Regions from separate parts of the Mus musculus genome. Here all the other regions are linked to region 4. A link is a loop called in an ENCODE intact Hi-C map of the cell type or tissue named here. Cell type or tissue: heart. All regions are shown on one strand.

Region 1 (8,000 bases), 110 kb after region 4:
CTAGAAAGGGATCCTTCATTTCCTCTTTCCCTGGAGTTTCTGAGGGGGCTCCAGCAAATGGTGAGGAGTCTGTGAAGATGACAAAGAGGGACCTGACAACTGGGTCCTAGTGCATGCTCTTTGATTTTCTTTACTTTTTTAATACCATCTATTTATTGAAGAAAGACTTGGTGCTGTTCATATGGTTTTGGAGAATTTGAAAAAAAATATGTCTAAAGAAACTTTTCGGTTGTTAACTGGTTTCTAAAGGCTACTGGGGCACTAAGACTATCAGGATTACAATGCTTATTCCCTAATTATTTTCCGCTAATGGATTTTAATTATCAGAGGAAACACACTCAGCAATTTTATTATGCATATTGTCCTTGTGATATACTTAATTGTCTACATTTTAAAATTATTAGATCAGTATGTCATTCAACAAATGATGTTAAGCCCTTCCTTTGTGTCTAGGACACTGTGAAGCGCTAAATGAAATACCAGACAAAACAAAGTGCTGTGCCTGCCTTTGATCCACCTAAACTCTGGGGTCAAAGAGAAAATATACCACAGTAAGTATGTGTCTCTTTCAAGTGCTTGAAACCTCATGAGTGCTTGGAGAATGTCTTTTTGAAAATATTGCATTCCATTGCTGCAATTATGGAAGAGAATATCTAATAATATTATTAAATAATAATTTCTCCACAAATTGGTGTGTGTGTGTGTGTGTGTGTGTGTGTGTGTGTGTGTTATCTTCCCAAGTAGAGTACAAGCTAGCTGGATACTACGTGTTACACTGTCTTTGCCTTCCCATATCTTTATTCTCTTAGCAGCATTCTCATGACTAGGAGACCCTTCTCCCATAATTATTGTTTACTTCTTGCTGCACGGTAAGAACAAAACTGAAAGTAAAAAAGATATGAAAGATGTCACCTGCATCCTTTAGCTGACCAGATTCTAATCAGAGTGTGATAGTTACTATGAGCTGACAGATCGTCCGATTTCTTTCTTTTGTGTTGGAAACGGAATGTTGGATGCTAATTCTCACCTTTGCACGATGTGTGGCAAACTGGCCTTCAGTTATGACATCTAAATATAATACTAGTGACATCTGGGCATTGTAGTACCATTGGATGTCACAAAAGTTTCGTACAGTTACTGGGGAAAGATTGCTACCAATGCAAGAAGCCATTATTAGCAAGCCAGCTTCTAAGAGCTGATGAGCACCATCGTGGTAAGACGGCAGGACGTTTTGCAGAGGCAGGCCATCACTTTAAATGTTCATTTCACGCTTATGTTTCATCTGGCCCATATTTTTGAAGTCACTTTCTATCGTGCCTCTCTTCTCAACACTGATTTTATTTTGACGGACTCCGCTTCCCTGGAGGAAGGCACATATGGAAAAACCTGGGCACCACTGAGCTGCTAATAATAATTATCCTCTGCCCTTTCTCGGCTCCCTTCATCTGAGGATATCAAAGCACTTTGCAAAGTGGTGTCTATAATTACCTCCATTGTACTAAAGGAAAACGACAAGGGGTTTACAGGTTGACGATGGAAAGAAAGAAAGAAAGAAAGAAAGAAAGAAAGAAAGAAAGAAAGAAAGAAAGAAAGAAAGAAAGAAAGGAAAAAGCACAAAGTCCCAGTCCCTTCTTCTGTCTTCTCCTCTTCTGGACTCCAGGACTTTAAAGAAAAGGGGACCTGTGCTAGACTAGGGGATGCAAGAAAAAGAGGATCAAGTCTTCAGGATGGGCTCTTCACTCCAGTAGAGACTATTTGCAGTCAGAGAGCATTTGAAGACAAATGGCCGAAGCACTAAGCAGCAAAGCCCTGGAGGGCATGCTCAAATTCTGTTAATGATACTAATCAAAGCCTTTGAGAGGGATTGCCAGTGAACCTACTAGAGTGGGTGGCAGGTTCTCCACATTGCCGGGCCTGTGCTATCTTCTTTCCCACCTGAGTAAAACAGCTTGTAACTGGAAAAGCACAGAAGTCTACATTTCCCACAAGAAGCCGAGTTGAGGGCTAACAGGCTGCCTTTCTCGTTCTCCTGAAGGCTACAAGGGTTTTGGGATTTGAAGGGCATCAGCGGCTTCCCTTTTGTTCCTTAGGACATTATTTATTCTTAGAATACTCAGACTTCTCTTTCTCCGTTCTAGTTGAAGAATCAATGGTATATCTCAAACTGATAAGTTTCCCCTAAAAAAATGGAAAAAAATGGAAGAAGTAGAGAGGACTTTAAAGAAAAGGGGATCTGGGTTAGACTGCCATTAGCTGTGGGGCCTAAGAATTGGTAAGAGTGGTTGTGGTCTTTTTGACAGGAGCTATGGCCTGAGGGCTTCCAGAACAAACGAGAAGCTAGGAGCCATTAAAGCTGTAATGCAGTGAAGTGTTCAGGCCTCCAAGTTATTCGGAGAACATCTGGAAGGTGGAGAGGGCACTGGGTATTATATAAATGTTACGAATACATCCCATAGCAGATACTTGGGAATATTTCATTGCTATTCATTTATACAAGAACACCAAGACTCTTTATACATATAATAAAGCTAATTTTACATTTAATAGACACAATTTTATTTCGTGTTAATAAAATCAGAATCGTATTAAATTTTAGAAGTGAGTAAAACTTTTATAACATTAGGATTATCTTTCTGGCTTCTAGTTGCCAATTAAAATGTTCTTGCTTCAATCTCTTCAGATTTAAATTGAGTTTTATGATGCTCTCTCTATCTTTCTCTTAGGAGTATCAGCATTGTTTTTAAAAAAAAGGTCACACTAGGTTGTCTTATCGAGGTGGCTCAGAAGGTAAAGTCGCAAGCTTGGCAAGTTGGGTTTAATCTCCAGAGGCCGGGAGTAGGAGGAAACCAACTCCACGAAGTTGTCTCCTGACCTCTACACGCATGCTGTCTATGACAAATGTGTCCTCCAGCTCTACACTCAGAATAAATAAAATATAAATGAAAAAAGGTAAGATTTTCACAACAAGCTGTTTATTATATTTATTTTTCATACCCTCTGTCATGCACATCTCTTATCTGTTTGATTTTTGACACAGGGTCTCACTCACTGTGTAGTGTAGCTCAAGATGGCTTGTTCTCACTCTCTCTCTCTCTCTCTCTCTCTCTCTCTCTCTCTCTCTTTCTCTTGGTTTTTCGAGACAGGGTTTCTCTGTATAGCTCTGGCTGTCCTGGAGCTCACTTTGTAGACCAGGCTGGCCTCGAACTCAGAAATCCACCTACTTCTGCCTCCGGAGTGCTGGGATTAAAGGCGTGCAAAAATGACTTTCTCTTAAATCCTCCTGCTTCAGCCTTCCAAATTCTGGGATTATAAGCATGTGCCACGATGTGCTTCCTGTCATATTTTTAGCTGAATGATAATGGTTTTATTTTGTTTTGTGTTTTTCTGATCAATAAGGAACGGAGGATGCTTAAGTCTAGGAAATTTTAGCCATTACTTATGAAGCATCTATAAAAGGTTTCACTGTCTGGTTCTGAGTTAAGACATATCTTCCATCATTTCATCCTTAAAATACCACTGAACTCGGCACTTGCGTTATTTGCATTTTACAGGCTAGGAGATTGCCGCTTAGAACATAAGTTTTCTGACTTTGTCTCATAGGTTAAAAAAAAAAAAACAAAAAACAAAAAAAAAAAAGATGCAGCTATCATTAGAACCCAGGTCACACTGCCTCTCTTGCCGACTGCAACTTTAACCTGTTACATAACTGATTCTTAAGTTTCTGGTTCTGCGACCTCGACCTTCGCTGTGTCTAGCTAAGTCATCACAGACCACGAGCCATTGCTCTCTGCTCCAACATCCTCAGCCAGTTTGGCATACATGTTTGATCGGGCTGGAAACGTCGACGTTAATAACCCTAACACGTAAACTCCCATGCTTTCTTTAAGCCTGGGAAACTCCCCCTCCGCCCCCATGCCTTGGTCCACTTTAACGGCTAAAATGCCCTCTCCCAGAGATGACCTTGCTGAGTGTCGTTTCTTGGTAAGTAGATCTCTACCGCCGATGACTTTTGATTCATCGTCACGCTGCTATTTGGTGTCAGTGAGGAGTACGCTGGAAGTGGCCGCCCATCTTGTGCTCGTATAAAGGGAAACAGGTGGCTGGTCATGTTGGACGCATTCCCTCTGGCAGCGGTGGGAAAGCTGCAATTTGTATTTAGCATTTTAATTGAGGCTGGCATTTGCAGAGCCACTTTTCTCTTTATAAGTCTTTTCAGATGAGAGAAAACCAAAATAGAAAGTATTATAACTCCTTCCTGTGTCGTGAACATTTAGCTCCTGAAGGCGAAACTTCCCTGTACTTTGCTCAGAGCATTTGCCTGCTCTGAGGCTAACAATCAGTTGATGGGAAAAAAACAAAAAAACAAAAAAACCGAGTACTCACAGGTGTTCAGGGACCAGGGAGAGTAAATGTTTTTGTCAACATTTTCATCAACTTTCCCCCACGATCACCAAGACTCTCCAAATAGAATCTGCTGACTTCAGTGCAGGGTCAGTGTTCCAGTGACTCACACAGCCAGGTAGCAGAGAACAAACAGGCTCAACAAAAGAGATGGCCTATGGAAATGGGAGTTCCTTATTGCTAAGGAAAGCTAAGTTTTTTCACAAAATTGTAGAACCCGGCAGGGGCAGGGAGGGATCCACTATTGTGGTGCCTACAGAGTCTCACTTAGCCGGAGCCTCAACAAATGCACACACCCTCTAACAACTGCTTCCCTCCCCTTCCTCTCCCAACTCCTAGAGTGCACCAGAGGCATTCAGTTCCTCCGTGAAAACACTCCTGAACCAGATCCAGCGAGGCTCCTACCCACGCCACTTCCCAGAAGCTAGCCCTGCCAAGGTCTCCAGTAACATGCTCACTGCCAAAACCAAATGGCAAGGCTCCATCCTGATGCTCCCTGACCTACGTACAGAATTTGACACTGCTGATAACCAATTACACAACTCTCCCTTCTTGGCTTCTGAGCCTCTTTCCTCATTTAGCCGGCATCTCACTCCATCTGATTTAGACACCCCTCTGCCTGTATCACCCCCGCCCGCCTCCCAAGGGCTTGCTCCTAGTTGTTTTGCTGTCCGCGTGTTTCATCTGTGGCTGCCTCACAGGTAGCACAGGTCACTATATGTTTATTGTATTAGAATCCCGGTGCCTAGACAGTGGTTGTAAAATAGGGAATGCTCAAAGATGTCTGTTGACTCTACACACATACTTAATAGATCAATTACTGTATTTACTTCAGTCCTGTCTATTTGCCTGGCTGGAATTCAAGACACAGGACCCATCCATCATACTATTTCTTGGTTTTGTTTTGTTCTGCACAGGTTGTCATTGTTCCAGCCTGGCTTAGAACTTACCATGCATCAGAAGATGGCCTTGAACTTCCAATCCTTCTGATTTCTGGGATTCTACGCGTGAGCGACCATGTCCAGTCTACTCAGTGCTATGGACAGATCTCAGGGCTTCAAGCATGACCTACAAACACTCCAGGGACTAAGCTCTGTTTTACACCCACCCCCTCCATTTATATTAAACAGAAAGTGTTTGTCTTTCCTTCAACTTTCCCCACATCCAACAACATCCATGCATGAATAAACAACACTGATAAATAACAATGGCCCTGAATAAAACTCCTCACTTACTTGGTTGTTTTTCAATTTCTTTTTCCAGTTCCCAATTAAATCTGCTTTTTCAGTCATGACATTTTCCGAATGGGATTTGTCTTCGTTTTTAACACTTCCAGTAGGTTTTTACGGTATTTGTGCAGGATAAATTGTAAAAAGCACTCTATGTTCAATCGACATTTTGTATTGTAAGTACTTGCCCAGATACATTACAGTGTGGCCAATTAATATGTGTTGAGTGACGGCCCCACGAACAAATGGATTTTTGTGTATTGTTCTTCAATTTGATCATTAAGGTCATCCTACGTGTGAACTAGCTATTCTATTATCTGATTACTTTTGTCATTTTAATTACCAAGGCATATAATCCCAGAGGTGATACAATCAAAGGCATAGCAATCTATTATTTCAGTGAAAAAATAGAAATGTAATTCAATACATTTAATTCTGTCTAAAGGTTTATACGAAACCCCTCATCTCCTGATTCCATTTGGCTATGAATCTCCAGAGAATTCCAGGTCACAGTATGTCATCACCATAATTACTCAGTTTGTTGATGATCTTCCCATCCCTGTGTGTCCGTGGGGTCATGTGTGTCCATGGGGTCATGAACAGGTTTTCACCACGTAGCCCAGGCTGGCTTATCATCCTCCTATCCTTTCACTTGAGCCTCAACTGCTGGGATTACAGTTGCTCCATCACGCTGGCCCAAAGTTATCTTTCCCATTTATTACTTACTGTATGCTAACACTTCCTCGAGGCCATTTTTAAATTTTTCTGTATAAATCATCTTAGATCCTCATTATTTTTAGATGCCTTGCTGTCTTAGTTACTTTCTATCGCTGTGAAGAGACAGGATGAGCCGGACAATTTATAAAAGAAAACATTTAATTGGTAGCAGATTACAGGTTCAGAGGGTTAGGAAAGCCCATGCCTATCATGGTGCGGAGCATGGTAGCAGACAGGAAGGCATGGTGCTAGAGCTAGAGCTAAAGGTCTACTGCTGGTCCACATGTAGGAGGGAGGGAGGGAGGGAAGGAGGGAGGGAGGGAGAGAAAAAGAGAGAGGAGAGAGAGAGGAGAGAGGGGAGAGAGAGAAGAGAGGAGAGAGAGAGAGAGCGCGCTAACTGGGATGGTATGGGCTTTTGAAATCTCAAAAGCTACCTTAGTAAAACACCTCCAACAAAGCTACGCCTCCTAATTCTTTCTAAACAGTTCAGCAAATTCAGAACAAGCATTCAAGTGAGCCCACAGAGCCATTCTCATTCAAACCAGCACAGAAATGTCCTTCCTCCTGTCTTGGTCAAGTCTCTGAATATATTACAGTGATGTGTCTGCTAACACAGCTCCTCTAGCGATCCTTCTCTTTACATGTCCCGTTAAATAGATGGACGGATGGATAAGCAGACAAGCAAATTAACTTCCAGTGTATTTTATTTTAAAATTTCTTAATACATTCTTCTAGGACTAAAGTCTTACTCCAGAGAAATATTTTATTTTATCCTTGCAAAGTAAGCACAGCTTTCCCAAATTTCAATAAACTGAAATTGCTTATATTCCAATGCCATTATATCTGTGGTCCTGTTTTTTTTGTATTTCTGATTATAAACTTCTAAAAGCAAGAACTGTTATTTATTACACTCAATCTCAAACCTTTTAGCACTGTTCTGTGGGGATAGAGACAATTAAAACATTATAAGTCAGCTAAACATTATTAGATACATATGTGAAACTACACTGATATCTGAAACCTCGAAAATCAATGGGCTCTTCCCCCTCTGACCAGTATATTTATTGAGCTTTGCTAGAGGGTGTGTATAATCAAAAAATGGACCCCTTCCATTCTTCAATGATTCTCGCTAGATCAATAGTATTTCCCGTTTAGTAAAATGTGATGTCTCATGACTTTTCATGGCAAGCTGTGTAATTGGAACAGATTCATTTGACTAGCATGAAGAGTGGTGAATCACAAGAAGCCTCACAATGAGCTAAAACAGAAGCCTCTGTGGCTAGTTTTCATCCTAAAGAGAAGGCCTTTTCACTTTGTTGATGCTTTGACCCCTCCGAGTTGATTATTTTACTTCTGAAACACTTGTATTCCAAATTCCTATTTGTGCTACTACAGTCAGACTCCTGCCCCCAACATTTTAGGCCTTTGATAAAATATAAATGAGCAACAGCTTCCTGCTAAACACAAGTTCCCCTTCTGGCTTTGCCTTGTCTAAATGTTCCTCTTGAATGCCCAGAGGACTTTCCCTTCCTGCTTGGCAAAGTCCTAAATTAGTTTGAATCACATTATTCTTACATCCATTGCATGTACCTGCATTATGATTCCAAGGGTAATTTGTGTCCTTTAACCATACTGTGCTTATCATCAATGCTT
Region 2 (8,000 bases), 340 kb after region 4:
TCTCCTCTCCTCTCCTCTCCTCTCCTCTCCTCTCCTCTCCTCTCTTTTTCTTTCCTTTCCTCTCCCTTTCTCTTCCTTTCTTTTCCATTCTTTTCTGGCAAAAAATTTTAAATTTCACCTTTCTTTATAGCTGAATAAAACTCTACTGTTCACATGTACCCCATTCTAATTACTCATTTGTCCATTGATGGCATATGGATTGATTCTGTTTTCTAGTTATTGTGACTAGAAAAACAATGAACACATCCATGGAAGCATTGCTGTAGCAGGAGATGCAGTCCTCTGAGTATATATGAGAGTGGCATGGTACTTCTGTTTTCAGTTGTACATGAAATCTCCATATTTGTTTCCAGAATGACTTCCCCGACCAACTGTTTGTAAGGATGGCTTACCCTCCTATGGACAGAATATAAGTTTCTCTATATTTATTGTAATTTGCTACTTTAATGATAGCCATTATAACTAAGTAGGAAGAGAGATCAAAGTAGTTTTTAGCTTACATTTATCTGGTGGTTAAAAATGGCCAATACTTTAAAAAACTATTCCTAGACATTTGAGGTTCTTTTGAGAGCTTTCTGATTCTATGGCCTGCTTTTCAGCTTAGTTGTTCATGGTTTTAATGCTTAACTTTTTTTCCTTTAGTTGGCTGTATTTCAGACACTAATTCTCTGAATTAATATTTAGACACATGTACAGTTGGCAAAGTCTTCTCTGGAGGCTGCCTCTTCACTCACTGATTGTCACTTTCCTTTGTTATATAGAATGGTCATAGTTTCATGAGGTCTCCCCTCCATCAGTTGTTGGCTTTATTTACTGTACAACTAGAGTCCTGCCCAGGAAGTCCTTACTGAGTCTGTATGTCAAAGTATAATTCCTATGATTTCCTCTGGCAGTTTCAGAATTTCAGATCTTACACTGAGGTATTTAATCCATTTTATGTGTGTTTTGTGCAGAATAAGAGATAAAAATTTGATTTCATACTTCTGTACGTAATATTCAGTTTTCCAAGCACTGTTTGTTGAAGATGCTGCCTTTTCTCTATGCATGTTTTTTGGCATCTTCACCAACGTTTGGGTGGTTGTAGTTGTGTAGACTTCTATCTGTATCCAGTGGTCCATTTATCTGTATGTTTCTCCATGTGCCAGCACCATGCTGATTTTGATATTGAGGCTCTGAGGTACAACCTGAAGTCAGGTATGGTGACTTCTCTAGCAGTTTACTTCTTGTTTAGGTTTGGGTTGATGACCCAGGATTGTTTATGCTTCCACATACATAATATTGCTTTTCCACATTTTTTTGAGGAATGATGGTGGGATTTTGATTGGAATAGCATGGGACCTATAGATTGCTTTTAGTATGAAAGTCAGTTTCACAATATTTCTTCTTCCAACCCAAGAACACAGGAGGTCTTTCCATCTTCCAATGTCTATATCTCTGTCTGTCTGTCTGTCTTCCTTCCCTCCCTTCCCTCCCTCCCTCCCTCCCTCCCTCCCTCCCTTCCTCCCTCCCTCTCTTTCTTTCTTCCTCCCTCCCTTCCTTTCTTCCTCCCTCCCTCCCTCCCTCCCTCCCTCTCTCTTTCTTTGTTTCCTTCTTTCTGTCTCTCTCTCCCTTCCTTCCTTCCTTCCTTCCTTCCTTCCTTCCTTCCTTCCTTCCTTCCTTCCTTCCTTCCTTCTTTCCTTCCTTCCTCCCCCGTCCCCCTCCTCCTCCTCCCCTCCTCCCCCTCCTCCTCCTGCTTTTCCTCCTCTTCTTCTTTGTCTTGGTTTTTCAAGATAGGGTTTCTCAGTTAGTCCTGACTTTTCCTGGAATTCTCTCTATAGACCAAGCTGGCCTCATATTCAGAGATTTGCGTTCCTCTACCAAGTGCTGAGATTAAAGGTGTGTGACACCACAGCTTGACTCCAATGTCTTCTCTAATTCTTCAGTATCTTAAGGTTTTCATCGTAGGAATCTTTTGTCTCATTGAATAGCTTTATTCCAACATATTTTATTTTTCAATGCTAAATATTACTTTTTTTACTGGAGTAGGATTTAAATACATGAAATAATTTTGAGAGGTATCACATGTATATAGCGTCCTATACTAAGGCATTACATACATCTATTCATTTAGAACTTCAATTCCATTCTTTCAAAAAAAAATCCCCACCGTGTTCTAATTTTATATGGGTATTGTTTCTTAAACTTATTTTTGGTTCCATAAATGTTCAATGTTTCTATTATACATTACAGGTAGAATATTTTACTTTCAGCCAAAATGAAATGGATCCCATACTGGGGCTTACTGAGAAGCAACTGTGGCTTGTAGAAACCATCAGATATGTCACCACTCATGAAGAATAGAGGAAGAGGAAGGGAAAAGCATGGTGACTGCCTCAGCATTTTTAAGATCTCTTGTTCATCTTTATGTCAAGGGTCCACACGCATATATGTCTTTCTTCAAAAAATACTGGAAAACTAGAGGACATGGGAAGACTTACTGTAGAACTATTTTTGCTTTACTTTTGGGGAAATAAATGGAAGGATGTATATTAACTCAGAGTGGATATGCCCTTTGTGTATGATTGAGCTTGCTCTGCTATATAGTCATATAGTTCATTGGTTGATGTAGGCAAACTATGGTTATGAACTTGACAAGCCCTAACATATACATGGTCATAGAGTGTGAGGTTTTTTCGGTGTCTCAAGGAACCTCAGCATATTAGGAACTGGGAAGAATCTTGTTGAGACTGTAGTATGGTTGTTTGAAAAAAATACAGTGCAGGGCTTAGTGGTCTTAAGGTATGCAGTAGACTTCCATGGTGAACTACTCTAAGCCAGGCTTCTGAAAACTATAGTGCTCTATTGTCTCGAGGTTCTTTGGAGTTGTTGGAAGCTACAGGCCACCTCTACAATCTGTAGGGTAACTCTTTGTTGCCTTTCCTGATTCTCTTATGGTTCTCCAGAAATTTTTGGTTGCCTTGGTTTGGGAGTGCACAACAATCTGTCTGTACTGTCACATTGTGTCTCTAACATCAGAGACACATTTATGGATAAGAGTACCAGAAATATTGGCGGAAGGGTCAGCCTACTCTAGTATGACCTCATCCTATTACAAATTACATCTGCAATGACTCTACTTCCAAGTAAGGTCATATTTCTGGGGCCCCAGGAGTTGGATTTTAATGCAAATTTTTAAGGAAAGTAGCAATATCATTCAAAAATATTAAATATGTGATGTCCAAGCACTCACTGTGTTTTACATTGAAGAAATGATTAGTGGCTTTGGAGAGCACTGAGATCAAACTCAAAGCAAAGTTCACAGCAGTGGCTTAGTGAGTGTCAAGTGGATAAGGGTCCCTGTGAACAAGAGAAGTGCATAATCCGAAGTCAACAGAACGCTGAGGATTTGAGAGTCTTTGAGAATCCTAGCTGCTCATCAGTGTACAGTGAAGGAGTCTTAAGGCAGCAAGTACATTTTCTTAGTGAAGTAATATAGAATGAAATGCTCTAGTTCACTAAAGTTTATATTTATATGGTTACTAACATAATCATGTGTTTGGTTATGTGCTTCCTGTCAACACAAACTCTTAGACTATTACAGTCAGTTCAAAAACACTTATACTGACGTAAGCTTATTGGGTTATATGAGAGTACATGTATACTCACATGTTTTTCCATACTTTATAGTATTCCCCAAGAGTCAAAACATTGCTCAGTTATAAAACGTAGCCAATTTGTCATAACACAGTGGTCTAGAAAGAGAAGGGCATTCACAGTTTATAATCTGAAAAGACTGCTTTTCCCTCAGAGTCTAGAGAAATCACTGGTTCATTTTTCTATGAGGAAGTCAAAGTTTGTTCAACATTTGGAGTTTCTGACTCTCTGTTTCTCATGCACAGGACCCTGGGTTCAGTTCCCAGAACTAAAGAAACAAAATTGAATCCCCTTTGTTCAAACTTGGCAAGACAAAGTAATTAGCAGTGCTTCCAGGTTGTTTTGTTTCCTAGTGTATCGTATATTTAAATATACTTTATGTGTTGTGGATGTTTTTCAGTGAAAATGGAATGTTTTTATAGGCAATTAGTATTTTCAATTAACTAATTGATATTAAAACTGTGTATAGAAGGTTGTTTGCTTCAGGATAGTATTGGGTTTCAATAATAACTTTTGATTCAGGAAAATTCTATACAAATGTGTTCCTATTTCCTTTTCCTAATCTCTCTTGAGAAAGCAAACACGAGTGAATATGTACTTAGCATTTGTTGGTGGGACGGAAGGACTGCTTGGCTCAACTTTGAACCTGGAGCATTTTTCTTTCTAAATCAATGAGTCTTTCCTGCTGAAAGCTCTACTGGTAGAGAGAGAAGCATTAGAGCCCAGAAGCAGGGGAAACCATCCTTGACAGGTTCAATGTTGCCCCCCTCAGGAGTGTCTATGCAATGGAACGTTGCGATCACCGCCCAAGGGTTTGAAGTGCTGAGGTGCAGTCAAACCTTTGAACTTAGGTTGAAAGAGCAAGTGAACATAAACAACACAGAAATCACTCTTCTCCATCTGAACTGGAGGCCGAAGAAAATGCTCTCTATTTGTGTGTGCAGAGCCAGCCTTGCCCTGAGGGGAAAGATGATTCTTTTGATAGCCTGGGAAGTAGCATTTTCTGTAAGAGAAGTTCTTAGGTTATAGGAACTTTCTGGTGACTCACACTAGCTGGCTTCTTCGGTTGAGCTGGGCAGCCCATAATCTCTTCGGGTTCAGCTTTAGGAAATTGCCCCCTAATGGGCTTTAGGTGACAGGCAGTGTCTGGACGTAGGAAGGGGAATTATTGTAGTTGACCCAGAATGGACATGGGACTTTGGAACCTCCTGGATAACATAGTTGCTTACCTTCTTGTTATCAGCCTGAAAAACTTAATCAAGTGACACACTTTTAGTCCCCTGACTGTCTCATGACCAACGGGAAGATCTTAGGCAAAGCTCAATCCAGGAAGATTGTCATAAAGTTTTCGACTGGACTCTGCCTCAGGAAAAGTTTAGCGTGTCCTGGCTTGCGTTCATAATGCTGACTCTGAGAGCTTAAGGTTTTGCCTTTTTTTTTTTTTTTTTTTGTGCCCTTTGTGGTGTTAGGAAGCAATCACAGGAATGCACACATGGTAGGAGATGTTCCGTCATGCAGGTGTATCCCTAGCCTGAAGGAGTAATGTGTTCTGGAATACAGTAAGTAACGTTCTTAAGCTCACGTACAGAACACCATGTAGCAGATTCATTCCTGTTTTTACAAAGGCTGTGGAATGGAGGAACCATAGACTTGCTAAAGGTTAGTGATGTCAGGAATGAGGAAAGACTTGTTCACGTGGAAGAGAATCTCATCCAAAGCTATGGCAATACTAAAACATTACTGTGGCAGCTCTCTCTTGCACGTCCACGCTTGCCCAAGTTTGCTAGGCAGAAGACCCTGGAGTCCATTTCAGAGGAACGTTTTGTGTTCACAGTGACATGGCTGTCACTCTTACAAAGCATCTGCTTTCTGTGCCATTAATCACACTTCTTTTACAAATATAATTAAATAGAAGTGATGACAAATTGGAGTAATGCTTTTATCTTAATAGTAGGCTTTAAGTATTTGGCTGATGCTATGATGTCTTTGTTAGACACGAGAAAGAGGATTATAATATACAAAGTCATGAAATATTTGTTCTATGCAAAGAAAGGAATCCTCAATCATTTTTATTTACATTCCTGTACAACCTGGGTCAGTCTGCCCCAGGAAATTCTCTTTTCTAGAGAAGTCTGCACACTGACCTCGTAGAGTAAACTTAGAGCATGGAACAAAGTCAGCCAAGGCTTTTGTTTGTTATGCATAATTATTGCCAGTTTCCTAGACTAAGACAGGGAATCATTAGTCTAAATAATTTTGGACAAAACTGATTTATTACTTAATTTAAATTTTTTTCATGTTCTTTAGATAGTAAAAAAAAAAAAAAAACAACAACATTTCTCTTCACTTTAGGATAAAAATAACAAACCAATCCATTAGTTACATAATTTTAGATTCTACTTCACCAGAAACATGTATTTTTTTTTTTAAACAATTGATTTTATTTTATTTTTTTAAAAAGATCAAAGACAGTCAAGTCAGGGACATGTCTTTAGCAGTTTGCATTGGTATAGTCGATTTAATTAAATAAAAGAGAAAGTAGAAGAAATCCCAGTTAGTTATGGAAAGTTAAACTATGTTATAAATATGGCTAAAGTAAGGGAATTTGTATGCCTTATATTTTAAAGGCACTGATAGGGTGGAAATAGGAGTGGCCAGCAGGGGGCTTTTTAGACTTCATCCACCTTCCAGTGTAGGAAACTGAAATGACTTTTTTCCTAAGAAAGGAACTGAGTGGGGAAGCTGAGCCCCTGTGCTTGGACAACAGTCAAGTTCCCTTCTGCTAACTCCTGTCTTCCTTTTCCCTCTCCAATCTTATTTTCCAAGACCTGGTAGGTGTGGCCCACGTGCTGGACTGAGTTATCGCAGGTCTTCAGTCCTCACCTTACACTCCACCTCTGAGAGCTTCCTGGGGAGGAATGGAATGATTGCTCCCTAGTAGAGATAAACTGAAAGGGGGTTCAGAGCAAAACGAAAAGCACATTTTAGTTATACGGGTGATGTGATAGTTCTAGAGAAAATGGCTTCATCTTCCTCGTGGATTTGCAGGGAGCACTCTGGAGCCAGGACTGGAAGGAGTAAAGGAGCGCCGGACAAGGCAGTCTTATACGACATTCTTTTGTTTGTTTTTGTTTTTTGGTTTTGCAAGACAGGGTTTCTCTGTGTAGCCCTGGCTGTCCTGGAACTCACTTTGTAGACCAGGCTGGCCTCGAACTCAGAAATCCGCCTGCCTCTGCCTCCCAAATGCTGGGATTAAAGGTGTGCGCCACCACGCCCAGCCTTATACGACATTCTTATTTACTTATTTTATTCGTTTGTGTTACTCTTATTGCTTTGAGTCAGGGTAGCTCAGGTTTTGCTGTGTAGCCCAGGTTGGCCTTGAATCCATGATCCTCCTATCTCCATCTACTGAATACTAAGATATTAGGCACGAGTGACTATGTCTGCTTTTAATGAGCCATTTTAAAAGAATGTATTTTCTCAGCAATTTGGAAGTATGTGACGGGTGTCCACACTGGTGAAGCCATCTAGAAACAAATTCTCATTGATTCTGCTACACAGCACCAAACTATCTACATTCAAAAAAATTCACTTCCCATTTTTTTTCCTTCTCTATATCTATTTTCTAAACATAGGCACATTTTAAAAGTGAGGCAGAGCTATTCACAGAGAGTAAATAAAAGGTAAAGACATTTTGTGTTAACTGAGCGAAATCCCAAGAGAAGTGAAAGCTGACCTCATCTGATTTTTCAAATAAGAATTAAGTCTTGACAGAGACATCCAGCCATGTTTCTAAAATTAGCTTAGATGTTCCAAGTAATTCAAAAGTCAGGAATTCTCAGTTCAATGTTCAAGGTACAAAATCCTTTTAGAATTTTGTTTTAACTTGAAGAAAATGAAACTTTGATTGTTGAAATAAGGCAGACAGTTGAGAACAGCTGGCCTAGGGGTCACGCTTACCAAACTGTGCCACACGGCACTGGGACAGGGGTTACTAAGACCAGGGAATGAGCCTGTGGCTTCTTCATATGCTGACAGTGGAAGCCCAGATTGGGACGGATGGTACACAGGGCCTTGCTGTAAAGTACAATTCAGAATTCAAGTGATCTGAACTCATGTGCTGGGTTCCACACCCCCAGGGGGATGTTTTAGAAAGTGGGGCCTTTGTTAAGAGATGAGGAAACTAAGAAAGAGCCCGGATCAATGTGGTCAGTGACATGGTGACAGAGGCCACAGAAAGACCCCTTCATACCCTGCACTCTGAATATACACAGCAAGAGGACACCGGTAGGAGAGACAGTAGGCAGGGAGCTGAGGAGGTGGCTGGCTTAGTCAGCACTTGCTATGCAAGGCTGAGTTCTTGAGTC
Region 3 (8,000 bases), 94 kb after region 4:
ATTTTTCCCATTCTCACTTTCTCTCTCTAGTTGATTCATCTGTTTCTAAAGTCTACAGTCATACATTGTATGAAATGCTCAGAAGAATTTAAAAAAATAGTGTTTAGAAAGAGACATTTAAAGACCTTTTGGAGTTCTAGGAAAATAGTTGAGTTGGTAAAGAGCTGTCTTTGTAAGCATGAGAAGGACCAGAGCTTAACCCTCAGAATACATGCAAAAACAACCATATCTGGAAGCATATATATGCAATTTAGTGTTAGCTTGGTAGAGACACAAAAGTCCTTGGGGCTTGAAGGCAGTCAATCTAGCCTAGTACATGAGTACCAAGCCAGTGAGAGATCTTGTCTCAAATAAAAAAGAAGATGTTGGCTCTTGTATGTACAAACACACACACACCACCACCACCACCACCACCACCACCACCACCACCACCACCACCCTGCTTTTGATTGACAGGAAGCAATGAATCGTTGAGTTCTACAAGGAAGATATCTGAAACATTCTTATCTCTGTCTGGGCCCGACTACCCATGCAGAACTTCCACCTTCCAAATGACACTGAGAAACATCTGTCTGCTGTCAGTCACTCGTCTGCTCCTGGGTCATTTCCTTGTCCCTGCTCTTGAAAAACCCCAGGCTGACACCAGGTCTCAAAGGACCACAGATCTTCTTTAAACAAGCCCTAATCATATAGTTTCAGGAAGCACCAAGAACCTAACTTCCTACTGTGAAGGGATTTGTAAGATGGGTCCCAAAATTCAAGTTTAAGGGTACAAGTTCTCACTCTGCCACTTACTAGATGTGTGACCTTAAACAATCTACCTAACCTTGTGTGACTTGAGAGTCCTTCTGAAAATAATGTATTGCTCTACAGTACAGTATAAGGCACAAAGCACTTATGGTAGCCTTATTAAGACACACAGAAATGAATCTATATCATGACACCATCTATCCAAGTGGGTATCTTTAGGGCTTCTCTGTCTGTCACATCTTTTGAAGAAAATCCTGACATTTAGTACATACATTGTCTTTTCCATGTAAATTCTCTATATCACACCCTGGGATAGGACCTGAAATGTCAATAAGCTCCTTAAACAAGATTCCTATACAGAAGAAACTTTTCACGTAAAAGGGAGCAGATGTCTATAATAATGTTGCTATAAAGACAAGCCCTCTGCCAAAAGTGGGTATTGTGGATACATGGAAGATTGTCAAGGGGGGGAGTCAAAGAACCTGAACAAGAAAAGGATTCGCTCACTTTGAGGGAAGAAGGGAAACTAGGAAGTCCAGAGTTCTGTGTGGTGCAGTACGAAAGAAGTGAACAGGAGAATGGAAGAGGAATGGACTTGAAGTGACAGAAGGAAGGCAGAGAGGCCTAGAGAATGGGAAAATGGTGGGGTGGCTAGGAATGATGGGGAAGGGGTACAGAGTCAAGACGGCGCAACATCTCTCTATGAGAAGGCAGATGCTTGGAAATCCTGGGTGATATTTTCAGTTGTCATGACTGGGGCCATGGGGGGAGGGGTGGCTGGGGGTGTGTGTGTGGAGGTTTCCTGGCATCTAGTTGGTAGGCCAGAAATGCTGCTAGCTACCCTGGAATGCAGGAAAAAAAAATCCTCCTTTACAAATGAATGATCAGGGTAAAAATGTCAGTAGAGTCAAGACTGAGAAACCCTGGGGTAGCCAGACCACACAGGACCTAGAAGTGTTGCTGAATAGAAGTGTGTACACCGGGTAGGGCTTTCTCTGAAAACTAAGAGGGAACCGCTGGAGTCTTGTCGGAGGGAGCAGGTGTGGTGTGATTGTATTTGCTTCCTTTAAAGCCACCCCTAGCTTCTGTTGGGGACCAACAGCTGGCAGGCCTTGGCAAAAGTAAAGCCAGAAGTGATGATGGCCTACACCCAGCTTGTCTCAGGATGTAAAACCCAACATTTCCTGAACTTTGAGCTGGCGAGTGAGTTTACCTGGATAAACTAGGAAGCAGGGAAAGTAACTGGTTTCCCAAGAAAGGGAATTGGGATTTATAGGTATATGGGTCTTGCTCCTGGTTGAGCCTTTCCTCTTCTCTTTCCTGCTGTAGATCAGTCCCCATCAACCCCTGCTGTGTTTGGTAGTTCCCAGGCAGGCTGCAACACCTGCTCCAATGTGCTCCCTAGCTTTCCCTCCGAGTCTGCACTTCTATAGAGATCCCCACTCTTGTGAGCTCTCTCCTCAGCTAGACTCACCCTAGAAACGACTTGCTCATCACTGTTCCAAAAACCCTCAGGACCCCCCCCCCTTCCCTTTGTGAAGTCTTCTGTCTGACTACCACTTCAAAGGCTTTGAAAATGAAACATCTATCTCCTTTGAAACTGTATTTCCAGCAAGTTCCGGAAAAAGAGCAGTTCCCTATATGCCTAGTGCCTGGTATATACATGTTACCAGGATGCCAAGGCATTTCCAAAATGATTAACACCTTTGATACTTTTAATAAAAATTGTTTATTATGGATTTCTGTATCTACATCATATAACTCCAAGTACTTTCTAGAAGAAAAAGAAGAAGGCTAGGTTCAAATAAATCTAATTGTCCTATGGATTTTAGGTTTGCAAATTGTTTCTCCAGTGTTTAATTTTAGTGCAGATATCAGGGGAAAATAGGTTCTGCCTGGGAATGAGAAATGAAGAGACTGGATTTACTCATCATAGTCTACTCCAGAAGTGGACTGGAGTAAATAGCCTTGCACCACTGTTCTGTGGAAATGCCTAGACTCACAGCTGTCTCAGGAGTCTCACAGGAGCCCCGCACAGGCTATAACAAGCTCTAGCAATCAGGGACCTAGAAGCTAGGCAAAGCTATGCATGTAAAGTAACTAGACCAAGAGAATAGAAAAGAGTGGAATCTACCACCAAACATACCAGATGTGTCCTTGTTACAAAGCATCCCAACAACTAAGAAAACTGCTTGGTGGGGGAGGCCAAATGAGACCCGTCTATAAGAATTGTCTGCCCATTTGCCCAATAGAGGACATTTCTAAATCTGTTTAAGAAAAAACTAAAAGCTAATAATAAAAATCAAAGGTCTTAAGATTACATTTTAAATAGCCAAAGAGAAAAAAAAATTGACCAATATATAGCAATTGAATGCACACACACAGAATGGTTGGCAGAGTGAGAATTCTTTCAAAACACTGAGGTTCTCTCTTGTGATTTTGGTAATACTGGTGATTACATAAGGACGAAGCTACTCGTCTCTCTCCTTTTGCCTAAGCATCCCCTGGCCATTGTTCCTTGCTCCTCATACACAAAACAGCACAATTACATTCAAGTGTGAGGTCAACCCTTGGAAGCAAGGAAAATCACAATCCTTGCTGAACCACTGTCCTTAATGTGTACAGGCACATTTGTAAGCCAAGCAAAGTAGGTCATCAAAATCTGGGGGGACATATTAACTGTAATGCCTAGCACATAAGAGAGCACATTAAAGGCAGACTTCCAGTCTTAACTCTTAATCTCTTTTCCATCTTTGGTAGATTTAAAAGAATCTGAGATTCCAAGCACAGCATTATTCTTCCCAGGGCTACAGCTGTGTGTTGCTTGCTATCTTGGGAGGAGATTTTTTTTGCACAGGTCTACTGAAATGCAACACAAGAGAAATGCCATTTTAACAAATTTCAAGGGAGAAGAAAGTGTACTCTTGCTTTTGCTGCAGTGGAATTTTGTTAGAGTGGAAAATGTTCTATAGTAATCACACAGATAAAAAGACATGGGATTTGCAATGGGAGGAAATGCTAACATTTCCACATCTATAGAATACAGTTCTTAAGAACCGAAAGACCTTTATGTATGTTCGACACTGTTCTTATCCTACAGTTCCATTTTGGGGGATATACAGATCACTTTTAGAATTTTTGGGTTTCCTCTGTGAGACAGGCAGAGACAGTGAAAGGTGATCAAATTGGATGGAAATATTGGGGCCAAAGTCTGCTAAATATTCCAAGCAAAACTCATGCTGACATTGAGTCTCTCTGTGAGATATTAAAAGGTGGAAATAGAGGGGAACTTTCAGAAGTGATTAGTTCATGAAGGTTCTACCTCAGAATGGATTAGTTCACTCAGAGATGGACAGACTAACAACAGTCAGTGGGTTACCTTAAGACATACGCAGTTGGTTCTCTCTTGCTGATCCTATTTGTGCTGTGGATGGCCCTGGTAATGTTTGTATTTTGATGTTAATTTCACTTTCCCAGGAGGGCTTGTCTGGACTGAGGAATGAGTCACATACTTAGGCCAACTTCTTGTGGACCTTCCCCAAATGAATAAAGGGACCAATTTCTGAGTGAGTAGGCAGGACTTCTGGGCTGGACTGAGGAAGAGAGGAAGCAGGAGAGAGTTAGGGGCTTTTTGGACTTGGATAGGAGGGGACAAGATGTAGCTACTAGTGTCTACTGGCTTATATGGTGAATTCATCAGGATTTGCCACTGGAGGATTTAAATTTAATATGGCTTACAAGATTAGACTTCTAGTTGTTGTACCCAACGACTGAGTTACCATAGTTTCTGAACTAAGTTTGTGTGATGTTTGCCTTTACACAGCAGATATGGTGGCAAAGCATGAGTTTGCCACATGTGCACTACAAAGGCCATGGGAGTTTTGAAGCACTGGGCTGTTGTGGTAACGACCCACCAGTAGGAACTTAGTGAGCTGGGTGGAGAGATTTTGGAGCTCTGAGTCAGAGTCTCCACAAGATAAGAACTGGCTGGTAAGTCCACAGAGGCTGAGAGTTGCTGGGTGAGTTCTGGATACAGTTTGGGAACTTGCCATTCTTTTTTGTTTTGTTTTGTTTTTTTTGTTACGTATTTTCCTCAATGACATTTCCAGTGCTATCCCAAAAGTCCCCCATACCATCCCCCCCCCCACTTCCCTACCCACCTATTCTAATTTTTTTTGGCCCTTTGCCATTATTTTTTAATATTTCCCACAACATACATGTGATTCTACAACTTGTAATCCTTAATCTGCTAGAATGGCCTCACCAAATTCCGCCTTTGATTTTGGCCTCCATCTTTATAAAAATATAAATGTATGTTGGTGAATTACTAGTCTTACCAGTGTCAGATATTCTGTTGTGGCTTCAGGAACAGACAAGACAAGAGCTTTTGTAATGACTGTATGATCCCACACATGCTGTAACCTCTTTTTCATGTCTCAGACCATTGGGGTAAGATAGAGACCCACTCCACCATTACTAAATGTCTAAATCATCCACTCAACAACTGTTGTTGCAGGACAAACAGAATTCTAAATGCTATATGTGGAGATATCTTGATAGACAATGTTCCTCTTTCTGTGGAGTTGACTTGAGAGAGAGAGAGAGATATCTTTATTATGAAAGGAATCTGGTGAAGGTCTGAAGGCCTTCTTGGAAGTTTAAAGACTTTCCCTTTTATATCTATTACAAAGAGAATCTACCTTCAGCTTCTAGAGCCACATACACTGTGTGCCTTTGTCTCCTTCCTTGCAAGGCCTGCCTCCATAACACATGGGGACCCTGGTGATTATAGTTGGACCATCCAGATAAAACACAAGAATCTCCTCACTTGGGATGATGACCTTCATCATGGTTACACAACCTTTTTTCATTTTGGAATATATTCACCATCTATATTTTGTGATTATCTGCAGATATTTGCGGGGTGGTTATTTACAAGTTTTTTGTTTTGTGTGTTGCTGGCGTTGCTGTCTAGTGTAAGTCATTCTTTCACCCACTACTTTCTGTTTGAGAGGTAAGGAGGAACAGCATAAGAGAATCACAGTAGTGAAATAGACACTGCCAGGCAGAAGCTCGGCTCTGATTCCCCAGAAGCAATGACAGATGCTATCTGTCACTCACAGTTCAACAGAATTTCCTCCGATAACTAATACTGGCAAAGGAGGCAAAATATATTTTGGTTTTGGAGTTTCTGACCTCCTTTGGTCAATAGTACACAAATGATCCAATTTCTTAATCTAATTACTTAGTTTTAAGAACTGCAGAATTTTAGTATTTATGATCTGCAATCTAGTATTCTCTGGTAGGTCAAATGAAAAAGTTGCTCGTGGTCATGTTAGATACATGTCTGCTAATCATGAGAAAGACACTAACTACATGGAAGGAGGAGTTCAATTTCCTTCCAGTTCTAGATAGGTAAGATTTCATCATGGCAGGGGAGCATGGTGGCAGACTGGCATGGAGGCAGGAAAATCACACCCTCCATCATAAACATGACACGGAGGAAGAGAGAACTACTAGAAAGGGGAGGCTAGAAAATCTTCAAGCTCATCTGCAGGGTCATGCTTCCTCAATGAGACTGTACCTCCTAAACGTCCCTAAACAGTGTCACCAATCAGGCACCAAGTGTTCCAGTCCCTAAGCTATGGGGGACCTTGCTCATAGAAAGTGTTACATTGTGTGTGTGTGGGGGGGGGGGGGCTTCATATCAAAAGAAAAGTAGAGAGTTTACTTAAGTGGGCTTTTAATTCTTGCAAAAAATAAAATAAAAAGACATTGAATCAAAAAGAGATTAACGTTTTTTCCTGAGAAGCTGGACCCAGAACCAAAACTCACTGTATGATGTCATCTTTCATTCTATTGAGCTATTACATTCTAGATAGGTGTTCTGTTTCCTAATTGCAGCTGCTTCTGTGTGGGCATAGGGCAATAGGTTGGTTTGATGTTCCTCTCAGAGAGCATGCTCCTCTCTGCTTGCACAGAGGAGTAGGTGGTAAATAATATTTGTTCACTGAAGGGTTGACTCAGTCCATTGCCCTGTTTTGTTCCTAGATCAGTGATGGTGAAACAGAAGTGTCTTGATTTTGAGGGTTCCCAAAGGCATCTAGCATTTTTTCTCATTTGTAAGTTATGCTAAATGGCTACCACGCTGTTTGCAAAAGACAAATTCCCCATCTTCAGTCAGATCTGATTCTTTCCTGAAAACACTCTGGTGAGGTTCCTATCTTAAACTTTTTGTTCAATTTATTGGAATCCCTTAGTCATCCAGATTACTTTATTTGGAGGTTTATTTTAGCTATACAGTATTTTTTTAAGATGTATCTTCCTATTTCAAAGAAGTCTGAAAATTACTAATCCTGTCCAGCAAATAACCCTCCCCCACAATCAGATCTGTAGGAAAGGGTATGCAGATTAACAGTAAGAAAGCTCAACATGTTATGAAAAAAAGGAAATAGCCCTGATGATTAATAGAAATTTGGTTGCGTAGATTAGAAACTAGATTGACACCAGTGGGCATGCTTCACCTTTGAGTTGTACTCTGTGCTTTGCAGATAACGTAATAACTACCAGCAGCTTCCAACATGCTCCTAAAAATAATCTATTGAAGTAACCTCTGAGAAACACCGGAAATGGCAAGACAAATTGATCCACATAGAGAGGAACAAAGGAGTTTCTTGACAGCTGGGGGACGGGGGGGGGGGGGGGGGAGAGAGCTGGCTAGGGCAGCTCCCAGAGGCAGAGCTGGGTGTGTCTCCTGGGTGGGGCTCCAGCCAGTGAAGTTCAGGGAAGAAGGATGGCTAATCTCTGAGCAGGTGGGTGAGCACTGAGCTACACTCAAGACTTTCTGAGTCATTGGCTTTGAACTCCCCTCCTCATGCCTATTGCACAAACAAAACTATTTCTAGGCCCTCTCTTAAACTGTGTTTAGGTAGGCATCACTTTTTACGATTAGTATAATTTATAATCTTGCATGTACTATGTAAATCAGGACATTGGACCAAATACAAGGCTCTGGTTATTTATATAGAGGGCCAGCTCCTAGAGCATTCCACTGATTGATTTTACTCCAGTTCGTAGTTAGGAGGAAAACACAAGAAAGGAACACTTTCATGCTCATCAAAAAGCATTTCTGAACTGTTAAAAGGAAAGAAAAGTATATTTTCCATATTTTAATTGCAGCCTTGGGAAAAATTAGAATGTATATCATATTCTTTTAAAAATGCTATTCTGTAGTGTTAACTGTTACATGG
Region 4 (8,000 bases):
GGCTCTGCCATAGCCTAACCGATACAGATGTGAATGCTCTCAGCCAATGATCAGACTGAGCACAGGGACCTCAATGGAGGAGTTAGGGGTAGGACTGAGGAGTTGAAGGGGATTGCAACCCCATAGGAGAAAAATCCAATATCAACCAACCAGACCCTTCAGAGCTTCCAGGGCCTAAACCATCAACCAAAGACTGCACATGTGCCGGTCCATGGCTCCAGTTGTATATGTAGCAAAGGATGGCCTTATTTGGCATCAATGGGAGGGGAGGCCCTTGGTCCTGTGGAGGCTTGATGACCCATCATAAGAGAATGCTAGGGTAGTGAGGCAGGAGTGGGTGGGTGGGGGAGCACCCTCCTAGAAGCAGGGGAGGGGAGATGGGATAGGGGTTTTTGGAGTGGAAATCGGGAAGGGGAATAACATTTGAAATGTAAATTAATAAAGTAACTAATAAAAAATTATGATATCTAATATGTTATATACTAAATTTTAAGATTGTTATAAGAAAGATTCTCCACCACATTGTTTGGGTTCCAAATAAGACCTCCCCGAGTACAGTGCATCCAGAATACTTCAAATGGAAGGAAGGGTGCTCAGATGCAAATCTGACCCTTCCCCAGTTCTTCCTCCCAAGCTCCTTTTTTCTGCAAGCCATGCAATCTAGACTCCCCGTTTCCCGCACCCTAAGCCAGAGGCTATCAACTAACTAGCTTGCTTTTTCCCTAAAGATACCCATAAACCTAGAACTATGATTCGAACCTCTTCTGGCCTTTCTGTGGAAGGTGACCATAAGCAAGTCTTTGGCCTACCTTATGTGGTAGTAGGTCACAAGACCCTCCTTAGAAGGGACCCTCTTCTTCACCTGGGAGGAAGGAAGACAGTACAGTGAGGCCAGGTCTGACAGGGTTGGGTGGGGCTTGCTGTTAGCAAAGGATGGCTTTAGAGCATACTCTTTTGTCTTCTATATAGGCAGAAGTTTCTTCCTCACTGAACACAATAGCAGAAAATATAGTGTCAGTTTTCCTCGACTCATTGTGATGTCATTTCTGTAGTCTCCTGTGATACCTGTACACTTGACCACACACATTTGTTTAGCTCTTCTCCTGATCTGTCTTGGTAAGTTTTTATTTCAACCCTGGATTGGTATCCTACAAAGGCCAGGCAAGCCCTCCCTCCCATGAAGTGAATCTCTCTTAAAACAGCCACACAATAAGGCACACGAACAAATCTTTTTGTATCTAAAGATGTGTCACTCATTTGTTCCTTGGGATTTGATTTTCTAATATTTAATTTTGTAACTGTGTTACATTAATAGGACACTAAGATATCTTTGCTTTCCAGAAACTACTTTTTCATTCTGTGTTCTTCTCTTGGCCTCCTGGACAGAGCTGACCATTTAAGTAGTCCTGCTTGGACATCATCGTCAATATTCCTGAGGAGATCTTTGTTCCTGAAACTTATTAATTAAAATCCTAATGAGAATAATTTGATTTCACTGTTTGATTTTTTTCATTCTGTTTACAATCCAATGGGATTTTCACTCTTGATGTTATTAACTGCCACTTAAATTGTAATCTTCATTTAGTAGTCTTCTACTAAAAAGTCCATAACTTTTTTCAGTTTTCATTTCTCTCATTCTTTTTCAGAGAATTTGAGCAGGGCAGATGATGGGGGGGTGAATATCACTAAATTTTGATATCTTATGAAATATTTCAAAATAGAAGTGATAGCCTTGATACTATTTCATTTATATAGCTGTAATAAATAATGATCTATTGTCCTAAAGTCTAGCGCTACACAGCAGAGAGGATCCAGCCTCCACAAAACAGTCTCCTCTCTCTTTCTAGGACTTAGAAGTAACACAGGCAGCTATGGTGCTGCTGATAGATGCTGGTGCCCTAAGAAAAGTCATTCTTAAAAATTACAAATCCCATGACAGGTTATTTATAAAATGAATCTGTGGCAGCTACAGGTACCTATGAACCCATTCTTGAAGAATTATAGAATACTAACTGTAGACAAGCAAACACATATATTCAGGGGCATCCACACAGAGAATATGTAGAGTACATGGAGAAGAAGGGGAGAGGGGGAGGGGAGGGGAGGAGGAGGAGGAGGAGGAACAACTTAGAAAGGTTCTAGAAAACAGTAAAATAGCATAGTCAGAAGGATGCCATGTGAATGTTAGAGCCAGAATATTGCTGTGAAAATGTAACCCTCTTTAGTTCAAATTTTAGCCAGTGATCTCTGAGAGTATCATGGAGAAATGAGAGAGAGAGAGAGAGAGAGAGAGAGAGGGAGAGAGAGAGAGAGAGAGAGAGCTTAAATAGATCAATTTTAAGAAAAAGATAATACAGGGAAATGAGGCCCAGGCTGAACACAGAGTGGATGAGATATATAAAGAAAAGTGTGCATGTCATAACAAAGGGAAAAAAAAAAATCAAAGATGACTCAGAGACTGGGAGCCTGCTACCTGAGCAAATGACCAATCCATCCCCAGCACAAAGGAAGTCAAAATGGAGTGTTTGGGGAGAGAAGTTAGTGTCAGCAAACTCAATTTAAAAAATCCCAGAGGTGGAAGTTAGGAAAGAGGAAGGGATTAAAATTGGGACGGAGGAAACATGGTCAGACAGAGCTAAACATTGCTAAGACGATGCTAAGCTAGCATTCCCCAATGCATTCCACTGGCACTGATCTGAAGACCTAATAAGGAGAATGGCCGGTTTGTCCAACCAGGTAGATCAGAGGCTTTCTGTTTGCCTTTGTGATCAAAGTCACAAGAGAGAGTCTTTATGAGTCGTCTTTGCTTTTGGCAGTTAGCTTAGTCACTGAACAGAGCTGGAAATTAAAGTGGGTAACAACTCCAAAGTCCAAGAGGGCTCTGAATTAAACATTTGGATTTTCAGAATTGACCATATTACTCATAACTCCCTTATCTTCTGGAAAAACACTTAAGTTCCTTTAAGGGTAAGGCTTTGTCGCACAAGTCCTCAGCCCTTAAATGTTATATTATACTTTAATACTTAACACTTTAATATATTAAATATAAAATGATACATGAATACACACACACACAGGAGCTAAAGAGAAGTTGGCCTAACTTGTGAACAGTTCACGCCCTCGTTTGTCAAAGCATAAGAGAAGAGAGGATTAGGCCTAATTTGTACTCTGGGGTCAGTTGAATACTAAACAGGGGCAGACTTGCAATTACAGTTAAACTATAGTGTCTCTGAGATTTAACAGTGAGTCAGCCCTCGGGTCGCTACCATAGCGACGAGCTTTGTGGACTCATCAAATATTATTCTCAATTTACAAAAAAAAAAAAAAAAAAAAAAAAAAAAAACTGTTATGGAGGCAGACAGGTTAAGTCACTTCTAGAAGATCCTAATATGTCAGCAGGAAAGGGAAGCCTGAAGCAACAGGCTTACTGCACAAATACCTGTGTCTGTGACCTCACACTGGATACTGTTCCTCCCTGAGCCTGGACTTCCTGTCTAGCTAACGAACTTAGCTAACGAGCAAACACACACCTCTAAATGACAAGGAATGGCAAGACTGCTATTTTTTAAAAAGAAGAGGATAGAAAAACAAACAAACAAACAAACAAACACAACAACAAAAGTGACTTAATTTATTCAGGACTAAGTAGGACCTGTTTGTTGTTGTTGTTGTTGTTGTTGTTTTATTAGTGGGAAGATTAAATATTTCCCTGGACTTTCATTTTAGAAATAAACTTAGACAGCAGCATGAATAAACATGAAACAAATGTATTTACTCGTGTTTTATCTAGCGCCTTTGAAACGATGATGTGGACTGTTTCCACCTAGAAAACTGAGTCAGACAGTGATGTAAAGGGTCACTTCTTGAACAGCAATCATGAAGAGACTGAGCTACCGGTTTCTGGCTCAGGCCTTGCAGAAATCTTGAACCAGGACACCGAAGAGTTAACCGGAGGCCCAGACAGTTCCCTGCTGATCTGGTAATGAGAGAGAGAGCCGAGCTGCTGAATGTCAATAGCTCCTTGTGAACTTGGGTAACCCAGCTGAGCCCTGAGCTTGCCAGAGCTGGGGGAGGTAATCAGCTTGACCTTTGTGACCTTCCTGAGGCTCTGCTCTGTCCTGCCTGGAGAAACCTCTTTGCATATGATTTCCACATGCCTCTCCGTTGAAACCCTTTCAGGAGAACTGGACCTGAGTCAGCCTCAAGACGCAGCCTAATAGATAGAAGTTAGTCATTGCTGACGAGAGATTGCACAATACTGTAGGTGCTTGGGGGGAAAAAATGGATGCAAACACATCCTGGCATCCTGGAAACCACAGAAAGATTTCCAGCAACTGCTATGACATCTGTCCTTACAGATTTAGTAAAATGTGACTTATGTTAGAGTTCCGTCGGCCCTTCGCATACACCTATGGAGTTCTAGTCTACCGCTTCTGTTTACCTTTCTGATTTTGGTAGTTCCCGTTCCTTGAATTGTTTACATATTACTACTCTGATTGCCAACCAAGAAGTCATGTATGATGTGCCACAGATAGGTTAAGAGGCTATTTCCTGCCATTTTTGGTGTGTTGTTACACAGCCATTCTTATTCATTTCAAAACCTGAAACCTGAACAATCACTTCAATCAACCCCCATGTGTCGAAAAGTACTGTTCGTAAAAGAATGATGTTATTCATAAACTGAGAATAGGCATCCGAATTCTTAACTGCATCCCTTAGCCATGTAGACAATTGATTTGTATAATGAACCTTAACAATCATAGACTGGAAATTTATAAACAACTCCTATAACAATTGAGAGAAGTCAAATCCTGAAGACTCTTACATGTTACAAAAAGAGGTAGTTGGCTCAAGCACATAGCGGGCATTATTATCAGCTTTAACTCAAAGACACATTATTCTATCAAGGTGCTGGTACCAGTTCCATTGTTACTTTGTGGACTAAAAGGCAAGAAGGTCGCATTTTATGGTAGGCTAAGGAAGCAAACAAGACGAAAAGGTTTGTGTGATCCAATACTGTAAAACATTCTGTACTTTGTTCTTGGAACGAGCATGCGTGGTTGGAAATGCAGAAGAGATAAGCATCTTGCTCCCAACTCTGTTAAATTGAACATTATACCCACTGTTTGGTCTGAAGGAACACAACCCAGTTATAAACCCGACAAGGAGCTGAGGGGGGATTGAAGGTCAAAATTACTTGAAGGACATGGCCCCTGTATTTTTTATCACAACTGATAAACACGAAAAGTCTACCTAACAACTGTACATCAGCCCGATTTGGCTGTTTCTGGCTCAGGTACCTTGTACTTGAAGACGCAAAGGCCTCTGAACAAATATCTTCAGAGTCTGAATCCTAAAGTAGACTGGGTTTTCAAAACACATGCCACGTGCCCATGTCACTACCTGCTAAGATTCTGTTCTGTCAAGCACACTAATAAACTACATGTCCCGGGTTGATTTTTTAAAAGCCCGTAAATCAGACCACAAGAAACCTGGTTATTTTAGTGAAGTCTAAATTTGTATAGAGATTCTGCTTCTTAGATGGCATCAGATGTTCATGTTGCCCCTAAAACACTCCTCTTTACAAAGATCTGTAGAATTCCCCATAGGCAAATATAAAGACAAACTGTGCCATGTCTCACCGGGCTGAACTGGGGCAGCCAAGAGGGACCCACTGCTTCGTGTGACTTATCTGCTTGTCCTTTGGTTCTACAGCACCACCACCCACACTTTCCCAAAAGGAGAAGATCTTTATCAAACGTTTCGCCATAAATCAAAGCCACTTTGTGGAGCGAAGAAGTGTGCATTCCACCAGAGCGAGACATATTTATGCGGTACTCTACAAAAATGAGTTCCTGCTACCTATGACCTGAAATAAATGAGGAAGTCTCAGAAATTGCTATGGTAACGAATGTTAAGTTAAACACACACACACATGCGCGCGCGCACACAACTTTTTGTCTATTTCTACAGTCTTAGAGACAAATATAATTTTCACTGGTTAGTTGCCTGGATATACCTGAGGGTTCACAATGATCTCGGGAAGGGTGTGGTGTCTTAAACTTATTATCCCAGCACTTTGGAACTACACACTAAATTTCAGGCCAACCTGGATTCCAGAGTATAACTTTGCAACTTTGCTAAAGAATAAAAAGCAAATAAAACCTATTTCCTTTTCTTTTTTTCCTTGAAAAAATATAACCCAAACTTCTCTTTAGATTTTGAGATCCCCCTCCAATATGATGGGCTTAACCCTCAATAAATGCTTGAGTTGCACAGGGGAAAGTTATAAGACTAGCTGCATATGAAGCAGAAGATGGCCTAGTCAGCCATCATTGGGAAGAGAGGCCCCTTGGTCTTGCAAACTTTATATGCCCCAGTATAGGGGAATGCCAGGGCCAGGAAGTGGGAGTGGGTGGGTAGGAGAGCAGGGCAGGGGAAGGATATGGGGGACTTTTGGAATAGCATTTGAAATGTAAATGAAGAAAATATCTAATAAAAAAACTGAAAAAAAAAAAAGACTGGTTGGTTGTAAGCAAGTGGCATTTCACCAGCACAGTTTCAACCTAAACAGTGTCTACAGTGTGGACATTGGAAAGCCTGTCTGAACAAGCATGTCAACACATTTAAGAGTCTTGGAACAGAGTTCCCAGGGTCAGAAGGACCACGGGTCACTAACTAGAACTTTACGGAGCGGAATTCTTACATTATAGATTTGCTATAAATGAAGCTTTGGGTTCTATAGAGTGAGAGAGAGGTCAACTCTTTATGCTGATCAGAATAGATTAATACTCACATAGACTGATGGCAAGATAGGTCTTTCAAGCTGGATAAAATGGCTCCTCTGGTGACCAAAGGATTTGTTAAAATATTAACGTCAAAAATGTTGTAGCTATCTTTGTTTCTGTGGGGGATAAACCTGTGCATTTTCAGATCCTAACTCAGGACCAGGGGCAATAGACAAGGAAATTCATTCTAAAAGAGTGGCGTTTAGCACTTCTGCAAGGTTTGGCGTCCTTACAACTTCAGAAGCTCTTTATTCCATTATTTCTCTTACTCCTCGTGACCACAGGAAAAGTGAATGTGGTAAATACTGCTCCATTTCAAAGATGATGAAACTGAGACCTCACTTAAGAGACTAACTGTAGTCAAGTTCTCAAAGCTGGATACCAGAGGAGGCAAGACTCAGAGTCTGTTTCTGGGTACCAAGAACAAGAGTGGGAGATTTTGTTCTGGTTTGGTTTGTTCTCTTCCCTTTTTCTTATGACAGGGTTCTCTAAGAGTGTGCCATTTGCTCCAGGGAACTACATCTCCCATGCAGAAATGGCTGGAAAGTGATAAAGACTCCCTACCTTGTTGTCCAAAACCAGTTAACATCAAATTGTATGAAGTTGTGGCTAAAATTGACAGCCTCCTCTTGATGCATTTAGTTTTATAGTTTTGGGGTTCACTATTATTTTTGAAGACTTTTGTCTGAGGAATACTAAGAATGATATTCATCCCATAGAACAAGTCTATTTTGATTTATTTATATATACACACATGTGTACATTTATATATGTATGTACACATATATACATTTATACATATATATATACATTTATACATATATGCATACATACATGTGTGTACACATGTGTGTACATATATATATATACATATACATAGTCACACATACACATATACATACATACATACACACACAAACACACACACACACACACACACACACATACATACACACACATATATGGTTGAGTCTCACTATGTAGATTTGCCTGGCCTCAAATCCATAGAGATAACACTCTGCCTCTGCCTCTGCCTCTGCCTCTGCCTCTGCCTCTGCCTCTGCCTCTGCCTCTGCCTCTGCCTCTGCCTCTGCCTCTGCCTCTGCCTCTGCCTCTGCCTCTGCCTCTGCCTCTGCCTCTGCCTCTGCCTCTGCCTCTGCCTCTGCCTCTGCCTCTGCCTCTGCCTCTGCCTCTGCCTCTGCCTCTGCCTCT

The links. A loop is a pair of places that touch in the nucleus more often than their neighbours do. Peaks named below come from ENCODE experiments on the same cell type or tissue, not always from the same donor. Only the 100,000 strongest peaks of a DNase experiment are listed, where the experiment ranks them.
Region 1: it touches region 4 in a loop (2.4-fold over the local background); 4 of 42 quality-filtered maps call a loop at or near these places.
Region 2: it touches region 4 in a loop (2.0-fold over the local background); 3 of 42 quality-filtered maps call a loop at or near these places.
Region 3: it touches region 4 in a loop (2.2-fold over the local background); 5 of 42 quality-filtered maps call a loop at or near these places.

The regions. Positions count from the first base shown.
Region 1 is chr16:76,429,394-76,437,393 of GRCm38, reverse strand. It overlaps Gm52253 (a long non-coding RNA gene), which reads right to left and starts at 4,583. Exons shown (of 3, transcript XR_003951937.1): 1 at 4,384-4,583; 2 at 3,961-4,142. In heart, no CTCF peak of the experiment used is centred here; a DNase peak (open chromatin) is centred at 4,883.
Region 2 is chr16:76,198,785-76,206,784 of GRCm38, reverse strand. All of the region lies in intron 2 of Gm30507 (a long non-coding RNA gene), which reads left to right. Among named protein-coding and RNA genes, the nearest start is that of Gm30507, 47 kb to the left of the region's middle. In heart, CTCF peaks have their summits at 4,408 and 6,281 (motif pointing right); no DNase peak of the experiment used is centred here.
Region 3 is chr16:76,441,533-76,449,532 of GRCm38, reverse strand. No RefSeq gene overlaps it. Among named protein-coding and RNA genes, the nearest start is that of Gm52253, 13 kb to the right of the region's middle. In heart, a CTCF peak has its summit at 4,647; a DNase peak (open chromatin) is centred at 4,682.
Region 4 is chr16:76,535,970-76,543,969 of GRCm38, reverse strand. No RefSeq gene overlaps it. Among named protein-coding and RNA genes, the nearest start is that of Gm30726, 8.8 kb to the left of the region's middle. In heart, no CTCF peak of the experiment used is centred here; a DNase peak (open chromatin) is centred at 4,079; H3K27ac peaks cover 995 bases.